2 separate regions of the Homo sapiens genome follow, and region 1 is linked to region 2. The links are chromatin loops, found by intact Hi-C in ENCODE. Cell type or tissue: Calu3. All regions are shown on one strand.

Region 1 (5,000 bases), 190 kb before region 2:
AGGTTTCTTTGTGTTATACAACTCTTTACAGATTTTTACTTAATGTTTGTTGAGTAAAAGATTTAGAAGTAAAGTAATAGATGTAATTTTCTCCAAGATGCTTCTAGTTGTGAAAAACTAGAGAAATCTAGTTTTTTAGAATTTTATGCTGCAAACAACTACAATTGTTACTTGTTAGAATGGCACCATTTTTAGACAACATGTATTATCTAGAGTTGAATACAGTGGAATAATTTTGAAGTTATAGGAGGATGTATCAGGAAGTCCTAGCCTTTTTTTATGGAATTACTTGGAAAATAATACTGTCCTATAACCATGTAATTGGACCTGTTGAGATAATAAAGTTAAATGGTAAAATTTTTGGGGAGGGAATCTAAAGTTTTTCTTAATGTGAGCATATAGTTTTGCATGTCAGACCAGTTACCTTTTTCCTTGACAGTAGTAGCTGGACCAAGAGTGGCCCCTGTCTTCTGTTTATTCACAGATAATTGTTAAAGATTAGCTCTGCATCAGGCAATTAGGAGCCTGCCCTAAGCACTAGAGCATGGTGGTGAATACGATAGAAACGATCCTTGCTCTTGAGCTTACATTTTAGTAAAAAGAAGACAGGCAGCTAAGTAAATAAATAAGTGAGAAAAAGTGAGGATGAGGAAGAGAAGAGGTAAGACCAGAGAAGACAGTGGCCAGATGAAGTAAAGCCTTGACAGAACTTGCAGTGTGTTTTCTGGCTTTCTAAAATAAACTGACCTTTAAAAACATTTTCTAAAAGGATTGCTCAGTACCATCATATTATATCCTAATCCTATTCCATTATTTTCAAGTCCTTGATTAACTGGGATCTTACTGGGGCAATGTGATTTCCTTTCTGGTGCTTCTCTATAATTTTCTCCTTGAGCTAATAAATGAAACTATTTGATTAGTGAGATAGTAACTATGTTTGTGGCATCTGCTTGTTAGGATATTCTTCACTTTATATTTCAGTTTCCCATCCTTCAGAGCTTTGAATAATGCAAAAAATTGGTGATTAAAGTCTTCGGTGGATTCTGTAATCAGTCTCTCTGATGAGTAAGAAAGAAGACTGGGACTATCTGTATGGGGAAAAATTGATCTTTTCTTAACTATTTCTTTTCTTTCTTTCTTTCTTTCTTTTTTTTTTTTTTTTAGAGCTCCAAGCCTTACATGAAATGGTCCAGCAGAAAGTTGTTACTTTGCTAAGTGACCCTGAAAATATTGTAAAACAAACCTTGATGGAAAATGGAATAACACGGCTGTGTGTATTCTTTGGACGTCAGAAAGCCAACGATGTTTTGTTGTCCCACATGATTACTTTCCTAAATGATAAGAATGATTGGCATCTACGTGGAGCATTTTTTGATAGTATAGTTGGTATGTTTTTTGCTTTTAAATTCCTTTAAGATTTTTAATCATCCTCTCAAATACTTCCATGCAATCTGAAGGATAGATGATACTACCAAATTTCATTAATAATGAAATGAATTCCTAGTATTTCTGTCTTCATGCTGCTTTTGGATGATGTAAGTATTTTGGCTTGGTTAAAATAAAGGGTTGGTATATCAACCTGTGTTACATCCGTATGAAGGAATACCGTGTGGTCATTAACTATATTTAGACAGAATAATGACCTGGAAAGTACCATGAAGTATGTTAAAGTGACATAAGTAGGTTGTAAATCCTCTTAAAGAATGATTGCTGTAGTGTAAAGGTAACAATAACAGAAATCATATATGTTTATAAACATGTTAATAAAAGTGAACATGCATCACTTTTAGAATCAGAAAATAAGTTAAAATATAATCATGGTTGAAAATCAATGTAGTTGGAAAGAATTAAGTTAAAGGCTTTGTGTAACTGAAAATTTGTGAAAATTTAAGCAGCATTTTTTTTTTGCTGTTCTTTCATTTTACAATTCTTGATTTTTAGATATATCTAAAGTCAGACATCTTGTGTTTTATATGCATGACTTATATTACATTTGTATTCAGAATTAGAAGTAAATGAAGTGGACAGTATTTTGCATGGGTTAAGTCATGTTTGATACAGGATTTAATATTTTTCTCTTTTGAATAATAACTGATCCCCTTTTCCCTGAATGTACTGATCTTTTCAGTTTAAGATTTGGCCAATTATGAAATATATGCTAAATTCATATTATTATGATTATCCACTACCCCCTATTATATCATTTCCCACATAGTTGTAACAGTTTATCTGTTAACCCGAAAAGTTTAAAGACTATTCTGCACAATAGAAAGCTTGGCTGTGTCCAGACTTTCTTGTGAGGCAGCAGAAGCTGTAAGACTTTAAGGGCCGGGCGCCGTGGCTCACGCCTGTAATCCCAGCACTTTGGGAGGCCGAGGCGGGCGGATCACGAGGTTAGGAGATCGAGACCATCCTGGCTAACACGGTGAAACCCCGTCTCTACTAAAAATACAAAAAATCAGCCGGGCGCGGTGGCGGGTGCCTGTACTCGGAGGCGGCGGGAGGGGGGCTGAGGCAGGAGAATGGCGTGAACCCAGGAGGCGGAGCTTGCAGTGAGCTGAGATTGCGCCACTGCAGTCAGGCCTGGGTGAAAGAGCGAGACTCCGTCTCAAAAAAAAAAAAAAGACTTTAAGTTTTGGTTCCCAATAATCTAGGAAAGGTTTGCTGTTTGATTTTTGTTTGCTAAAAAAATAAAATGCAAGAAACCTATGTGGCAACAGGATTGATATTTCTGCAAATGCTATCATATGTTTTGGAGGAAAGGGTACTTTCTACTTTGAAAAACTTTCAAATTCCCGGTTATTTTTGGAAATTACTGTACCTGTTTTTTTCTTTTCAGACATCTTTTGTTTTTTATTTTTGCATTAATTTATAGATGCATCTTAGCCTTCCATCTAGGACTTCATCTAACTCAGTTCCTGAATACAGTATTCTTTGATTCTTACATCTTTTTGTCTTGCTTGCTCTCTTCTTCTTCCAAATAATGTTATATTTATTTCTTTTCTCGGGAAAAGTCGGTTCTTAAAACTTCCCCTATCTATTGGTCAATTCATGTGTTCTTTGAAACACATATTAGTTTGTCTTAATTTAAAAATAAATTTTTTATTTATAAAAAATAAATATGCTTATATTACTTTTGGAAATAAAACTTAGAAAAATTTGGAAAATACGGAAACCAGAAGAAAATAAATGACCATTAATCCTACAACCCATGTACAATGTCTGTTAAAGCTTTGATGTTTTTTCCCATAGCTATTCCTCTTCTCTTTCCATCCCATTTATCCCTTTCTGTCATATGCTGATCGTTAAGAGCAGGCATTGTGGAGCTATACTGTTGGGTTCAGGTGTTCACTTTGTCACTAGTTGTGGTTCTTGGAAAATCATTTAATTTTTTTGTGGCTTAGTTTACCTATCTGTAAAATGGAAATAAGAATAGTGCCTGTCTTACTGGTTGTTGGGGGATAGAATGAATTAATATATGTAATAGTGCCTGGCGTAAGTGCTATGTATATATTATATTACTTCCAAATTTTATTATTTCTTAAACTTTTTCTAATAACATACTTTAAGCATTTTCTCATATCATTAAAAATTTATTTGAAATCATAATTTGATAGGTCTAAACTATTCCTTTATATAGTTTTGCAAAAATTTAACCCTTTTGGATATTTAAATTATTTTCATTTTTTTCTGTCATATATAGATAATCTATATATTTGGTATAAATATGCAACGTATGTATGTAAGTAGTTGTTTCTGATTATTTTCTTAGGATAGAAGTAAAAAAATTTTAATTACTGTGTTAAAGAATGTGAATTTATTTTTAAAACTCATGACACATTTATAAGCTATTCAAAAAGATGATATCATTTTGCATCCCCATCTCCGTTAAGTGCTGCACACCCATCCAGTGTGAAATAGGCTTTACTTAGTCCTTGCCTGTTGGAAGGGTAAAATGATAACTTGTTTTGATATATATTTCTTAGCTTAACTATCAAGTTGAAAAACTTTTTCATGTTGATTATGCATTCATATTTCTAATTCTATGAATTTTAAAATTCATTATTTTGGCTTATTTTTTTCTGATACTTATGCTTTTCTTGTTCTTTTCGAGCCTTTATATACATATTAAGAACATTAATTTTTTAAATCAATTTTAAGCTCACGTTTCTTAGTTCTTTAACTTGATTTTTGAATCTTTTCTGTAGACAGTTTTTCTGAAGTCAGTTTACTCGATCTTTTTGCTTTGTGATTTTTTTTTTTCTACTTTTGTATGTAAAGTCTCTTCCCATTCCAGAATTAGATTAATAATCTGTTGTGTGCTTGTCTTTTTTTCTTTTTCATGCTTTAGTTTTTACACTTAACTGTTTAATTGATCTTTATTTTTGGTCTGTGATGTGGGATGAAAACTAAATTTTCTTTTTCTTCTCAGATATGTAACTGATTTTCCAGCATAATTTATTAAGCATTTTTTTTGTTTTTTTTCTTACTGGTTTGTTTCTTACTGTTTTATCATCTGTTGCATGCTTCTGTCTGTTAAGGTCAGTTTTCTGGCTATCTAGTCTGTTCCATTGATTTTTCTCTTCTTGTACTCATATTCATAGCCATATTCAATTTACATTATTATATATTTTTAATCACCTTTATCATCTGATAGGGTAAGTTTCAGATGTCATTCATTTTCAAAATAGTTTTAGCTATTTTAGCTCATTGTACATTTCAGTTTGTAAAGTTCCTAAATATAATTCACTGGAATTTTAGATAGAATTTTTCCTTTTATTAAAGAAAACAATTATAACATAATTTTTTAATCATAAAGGAAATAGGCTTTTAGAAATTATTTAAAATTTAATCAAAATGTATAATGTATGAAAAACAATAGTTGAAATTTCCAGAGGCAACTACTCAGCTTTCTGCTTTTATTTTAGTGTTTTCAGGTGATTATTACCATATCTCTAAATAATATTTTCATATTACTATTTTTAGAATAACCAACTTTG
Region 2 (5,000 bases):
TTTTTTCCTTGTAAATTTGTTTAAGTTCCTTGTAGATTCTGGACATTGGATTCCTCAAAGACCTACAACCAGAAATACCATTTGACCCAGCAATCCCATTACTGGGCATATACCCAAAGGAATATAAAAAAATCTATTATAAAGATATATGCACACATATGTTCACTGCAGCACTATTCACAATAGCAAAGACATGGAATCAACCCAAATGCCCATCAGTGATAGACTGGATGAAGAGAACTGGTACATATACACCATGGAATACTATGCAGCCATAAAAAGAAATGAGATTATATCCTTTACAGGGAAATGGATGAAGCTGGAAGTCACTATCCTCAGCAAACTAATGCAGGAACAGGAACCCAAACACCTCATGTTCTTACTTATAAGTAGGAGCTGAACGATGAGAACACATGGACACAGGGAGGGGAACAACACACAATGGAGCCTGTTGAGGGAGGGTGGGGTCAGGGAGGAGAGCATTAGGGAAAAGAGATAACGCATGTTGGGCTTAATACCTAGGTGATGGGTTGATAGATGCAGCAAACCACCATGGCACATGTTTACCTTTGTAACAAACCTGCACATCCTGCAATGTATCCTGGAGCTTAATTAAATTTTTTAAAAAAGAAAAAAAGGGCAGAGCACAAAGGATCTGTAGGTCAGTGAAATCATTCTGATACTATGATGGTGAACACATATCATTATAAATTGTCTAAACACATAGAATGGACCACATGAAGAGTAAACCCTAATGTAAATTATGGACTTTGGGTGATGATGTGCCAGCGTAGGCAGGTTCATCAATTGTGACAGATATCCCACGCTGATAGAGGATATTGATAATCAGGGAGGCTATGTATGTGTGATAGAGGATATATGGGAAATCTGTCCTTCAGCTCCGTTTTGCTGTGATGCTAAAACTGCTCTAAAAAAGTCGTCTATTTTTAAAAAGGAAATAACCATAAGGGTCAGGATAGTAGTTACATAGGATGTGGGGGGCAGAGAGAAAGGACTGAAAATAAACTCATTGTAGATATGTTATTATCAACATTCCAGTTTTCATGTGGTAGAGGTTTATGGTTTATTATTAACAAATAAGCAAATAAATAGAACCTCTTGCAAGGACCCATAAATGAGTATGTAATGAACTGTGGGTTAGAATTAACCCAATTCTATGTACCTGAAATCCAATAAATGTATATTTTTAAAAAACTCAAAATTTTTAGAATTAAATACTGTTGAAGGAAAGAGATCAGGCAATTAAGCCTCCAGTTCATTTAAATGCTGACAGCAGGTATGAAACAATTGCAGGGAGTATTTGTCCCACTGAGATGGTCATCTGTAATAAGTTTTGTATTAGTGTGGCAGGAAACAAGGAAGTGAAGAGCATATTTTGATCAAAAGAACCTTCCTTGAGCCCATAATTTTTCATGGTGTACTGCAGAACCCAATTAAAGGAACTCAAAGAAATAAATTTTTTTTTTTTTTTGAGACGGAGTCTCGCTCTGTTGTCCAGGCGGGAGTGCAGTGACGCGACTTGGCTCACTGCAACCTCCGCCTCCCGGGTTCACGCCATTCTCCTGCCTCAGCCTCCTGAGTAGCTGGGACTATAGGCGCCCACCACCACACCCGGCTAATTTTTGTATTTTTAGTAGAGACGGGGTTTCCCTATGTTGGTCAGGCTGGTCTGAAACTCCTGACCTCTTGATCCACCGGCCTCGGCCTCCCGAAGTGCTGGGATTACAGGCGTGAGCCACCGCGCCCAGCCCAGAAATAAAATTTCATCAATGAAAAACCACCTAGCAATAACCATAATCTCTGTGGCTGACACTTCTTAGTTGTTCACCAAAAATTAGTGCTGCCCATTCCACATTGAGAAGTTGTCACTGAGCCATGGCGGCCAGCAGGGGGCTATATTTTCTAGCTCCACTTGCAATGGCTAAATGAGTGCCAGCCAATGCAACCTCAGCAGAAATTCCCACAGGGGGCACCTCAATCTTTCTTCCCCTTCTGATTGGCTGGAATGGAGACAATCTCAAGCACCAAATGTTGAGGATGGCAAGGTTACTCTCAGCATGGGGACCTGAATGGCTGTGTGGACAGGGGCCACCCCATGAATGTGTTTACAGACCTACTTCTGTTAAATCAGTAATAATTTAACTTACTATTGTGTGTGCATCAGTATACATTTTTAGGTTTATTAGCTACAGCAGCAAGCATTACCCAATGTAGCCTCTAGCACCTATGATTGTAGGATAGCATGAAATAGTAGAGATAGGAGAGAAATTCTGAGCAGGGGATAGGAGGTGTGGGACAAATTCGAGGCACAGGCAGAATCACTCCACTGAAAATGACTTGGCAATACTGAGCTCACACTCCAATTATACTAGGATCCACCTGTAAGGCTGTGTAGGCTAGTAGTTAAACTCATGGATTCTGGCATCAGACTGCCTAATTAAAATCCTAGTTCTATAGCCCACAAACTGCATGACTAGGCAAGTAATTTAATTGCTTTGAACCCATTTCTCATCCATAAAATGGTGTTAGTAACCACATCCACTTCAAGGAATTGTTTTGGGGGTTAAATGAACTGATGTGTGTAAACGAGTTGGCACAGTATCTTCTTTGCAGCAGATACTAAGTAAATGTTAGCTGTTGTCATTATTTTTATTTTTGTTGCCATCTTTACAATGGGACAGCTTGTGAGTAACCTAGAAAAGGCACCGCCTGGCAAGGAACTTTATTTACTCTCTCTCCTAAAGTCTTTCCTTATCACATTTTCAACTCTTAACATGTCTACAGGCTTGTATAACATTTGCTTAGGTATAATATTTTGCAGATTTCCAAGTCTTTTCACAGCCATTATCTCCCTGAACCCTGAGAGTACCCCTGTAAAGTAGGTATAATTTTTTATTCATTTTTTACAAGGGAAACATCTAAGTCTTGGCAAAGTTGAGCATTTCCTCAGGTCACAGCCAGTCCTGCTGATCTGAGTCCAGTGCTTTTTCCACTATATCATATTGCTTTCCTTGAGGCAAAGCTTTGCATGCTATCCAGTTCTCTGCAGATGAAGGAATTTTATCTAATGTGTTAGAATGTACCAGATAATCTGTGTGTAATTATCTTTCACTGGAAATTTCTTTAAGTTGTCTTCTTTCTCAATGAATGGATACCAACTGCTGTGAATTTCTGCCATTGACAGCTAATCCCATTAAGTCTGAATAGAGGCTCTGTATCTCCAAGTTGCTGTTTTTCTGTATTTGACCAAGATACAAAAGGGCAGCCATACTGACACAATTTATAACGGCCAATAATGACATCAGCTAGTCTGAAATCTGTCCAGCAATACCCAAAGGACTAGAGAGGTAATAAAATATTTGGTCACTGATAAAATATTCATTACAGCTAAATCAAAAGCATGCATGGCAGGAAAAATGAGGTTTAACTGGTACTCTTGAATATCCCAGCAGCTAAGCCCAAAGTAGACATTCAACAAATATCTGCTAATTGTTGACCACCTAAGTTTTAGGCTTGGAAAAGCAAAACACAACTAAAGAGATTCACACAGGGTAGCATTTGAAAGCTAGCATGGATTTTCTCTATTAGCTCAAGTATTAAGTACCTTTGAAAAATAGTCTGACCTTGCATTGAGCAAACTAAGTAGAGAGAAACTCATAAGATCCCTGGGCTGACTGGCTACAGTTGGTGGGGTGTGGGGGTGTTTCTGGAACGAATAACAGCTACTACTGAGCACTACTAAGTGCCAGCCATTATTCTAAGAGCCACACTTAATTGTCTCAACAACCCGATGAGTACCAGACCCACTTTACAGATGAGATTGAGTTAGAGGGTTAAGTAGCTTGCTGAAAGTCACACAGCTATTAATTGATAGAGCTAGAACAAACTAATCAATCAAATGTGAATGTAGTGTCCCTAACTGTGTTAAGGGAAACAGACAATCTAATTGCTGAGCTGTAACAAATACACTAAAAAATAATTAACTGTTAAATAATGCACAGTTGAATATGACTGCCATCTCAGTAAGTGGTACCACTACTCACCAAGTTTCCTCAGCTAGAAACATAGGAATAATTAACTCATCTCCTTTCACATCCCTGAGCAGACACTGTTAGTTTTACTTAAAAAAATTAGATCTCAGATCCAGCCATTCGTCAATACCTTTTTTACTTCCACCTTAATCTAAGACACTATCATCTCACCTGAATTCTAGCAAAAGCTTTCTAATTGGACTCCTTGCTTCCACTCTGGCCAATTACATATTATTCAAGTGTGCTTCATTTTAAACTAAAAATGAGATAGTTTCACATCTACTCAAAACCCCTTTCCATGTTCATCAGGGCCTTCCATGGTCTAGGCCCTATTAATCCTCTGACTTCATCTCCTTCCTCTCTCTCACCACTCCAGCTGCACTGATTTCACTTTTCCTTGAACAGGACATGCTTGTTCTACCTGAGGGCCTTCACAGTTTCTGCTACTTTGGTTTCCTTAGATGTGTGTTTAAATATTACATCCTTCTTAAAGGGACGTTTGGTTAGCACCCTATTGAAAATAATTTCCCCTTCTCTACCCGTCTACTCCCAATCACTATTATTTCTCTTCAGAGGACTTGTCTTCGTCAGCGAATCTATTGTGGTAATATTTGTTTCCTTGCTTATGGTCTTTCCTCATAAGAATGTGAGTACCACAAGGGCAGGTATGTGTTTTTGCAGGCTGCACCCTGGAGTCTGGAACAGTGCCTGACCCACTGTGGTACTTGAATGAACAAGTAAATGAATGGATGTATAGGGATGAAAGAATGAAAAGAGACAGGTGTCTCTTGTGTAAGGACAGAAGGACTCACAGAGAAAGTGAGACTTGAGTGTGACTTTAAAGGATGAACAGAATTTGGTTATGTGTAGAAAAAAGTGGAGAAGAATTTGTTTCATGAAGATGCATGAGCAGAAATCACTACGTAAGACTAACTATTGGAGAAGTTT

The links. A loop is a pair of places that touch in the nucleus more often than their neighbours do. Peaks named below come from ENCODE experiments on the same cell type or tissue, not always from the same donor. Only the 100,000 strongest peaks of a DNase experiment are listed, where the experiment ranks them.
Region 1: a loop joins it to region 2, with 17 times the contacts of the local background. A loop is called at or near these places in 1 of 110 quality-filtered maps.

What each region holds. Positions count from the first base shown.
Region 1 is chr3:130,724,849-130,729,848 of GRCh38, reverse strand. PIK3R4 (phosphoinositide-3-kinase regulatory subunit 4) reads left to right here. Exons shown (of 20, transcript NM_014602.3): 6 at 1,165-1,386. Among named protein-coding and RNA genes, the nearest start is that of PIK3R4, 19 kb to the left of the region's middle. In Calu3, no CTCF peak of the experiment used is centred here; a DNase peak (open chromatin) is centred at 2,528.
Region 2 is chr3:130,536,125-130,541,124 of GRCh38, reverse strand. All of the region lies in intron 1 of COL6A6 (collagen type VI alpha 6 chain), which reads right to left. Among named protein-coding and RNA genes, the nearest start is that of COL6A6, 21 kb to the right of the region's middle. RefSeq lists a silencer at 1,889-1,958. In Calu3, a CTCF peak has its summit at 1,912 (motif pointing right); a DNase peak (open chromatin) is centred at 1,924.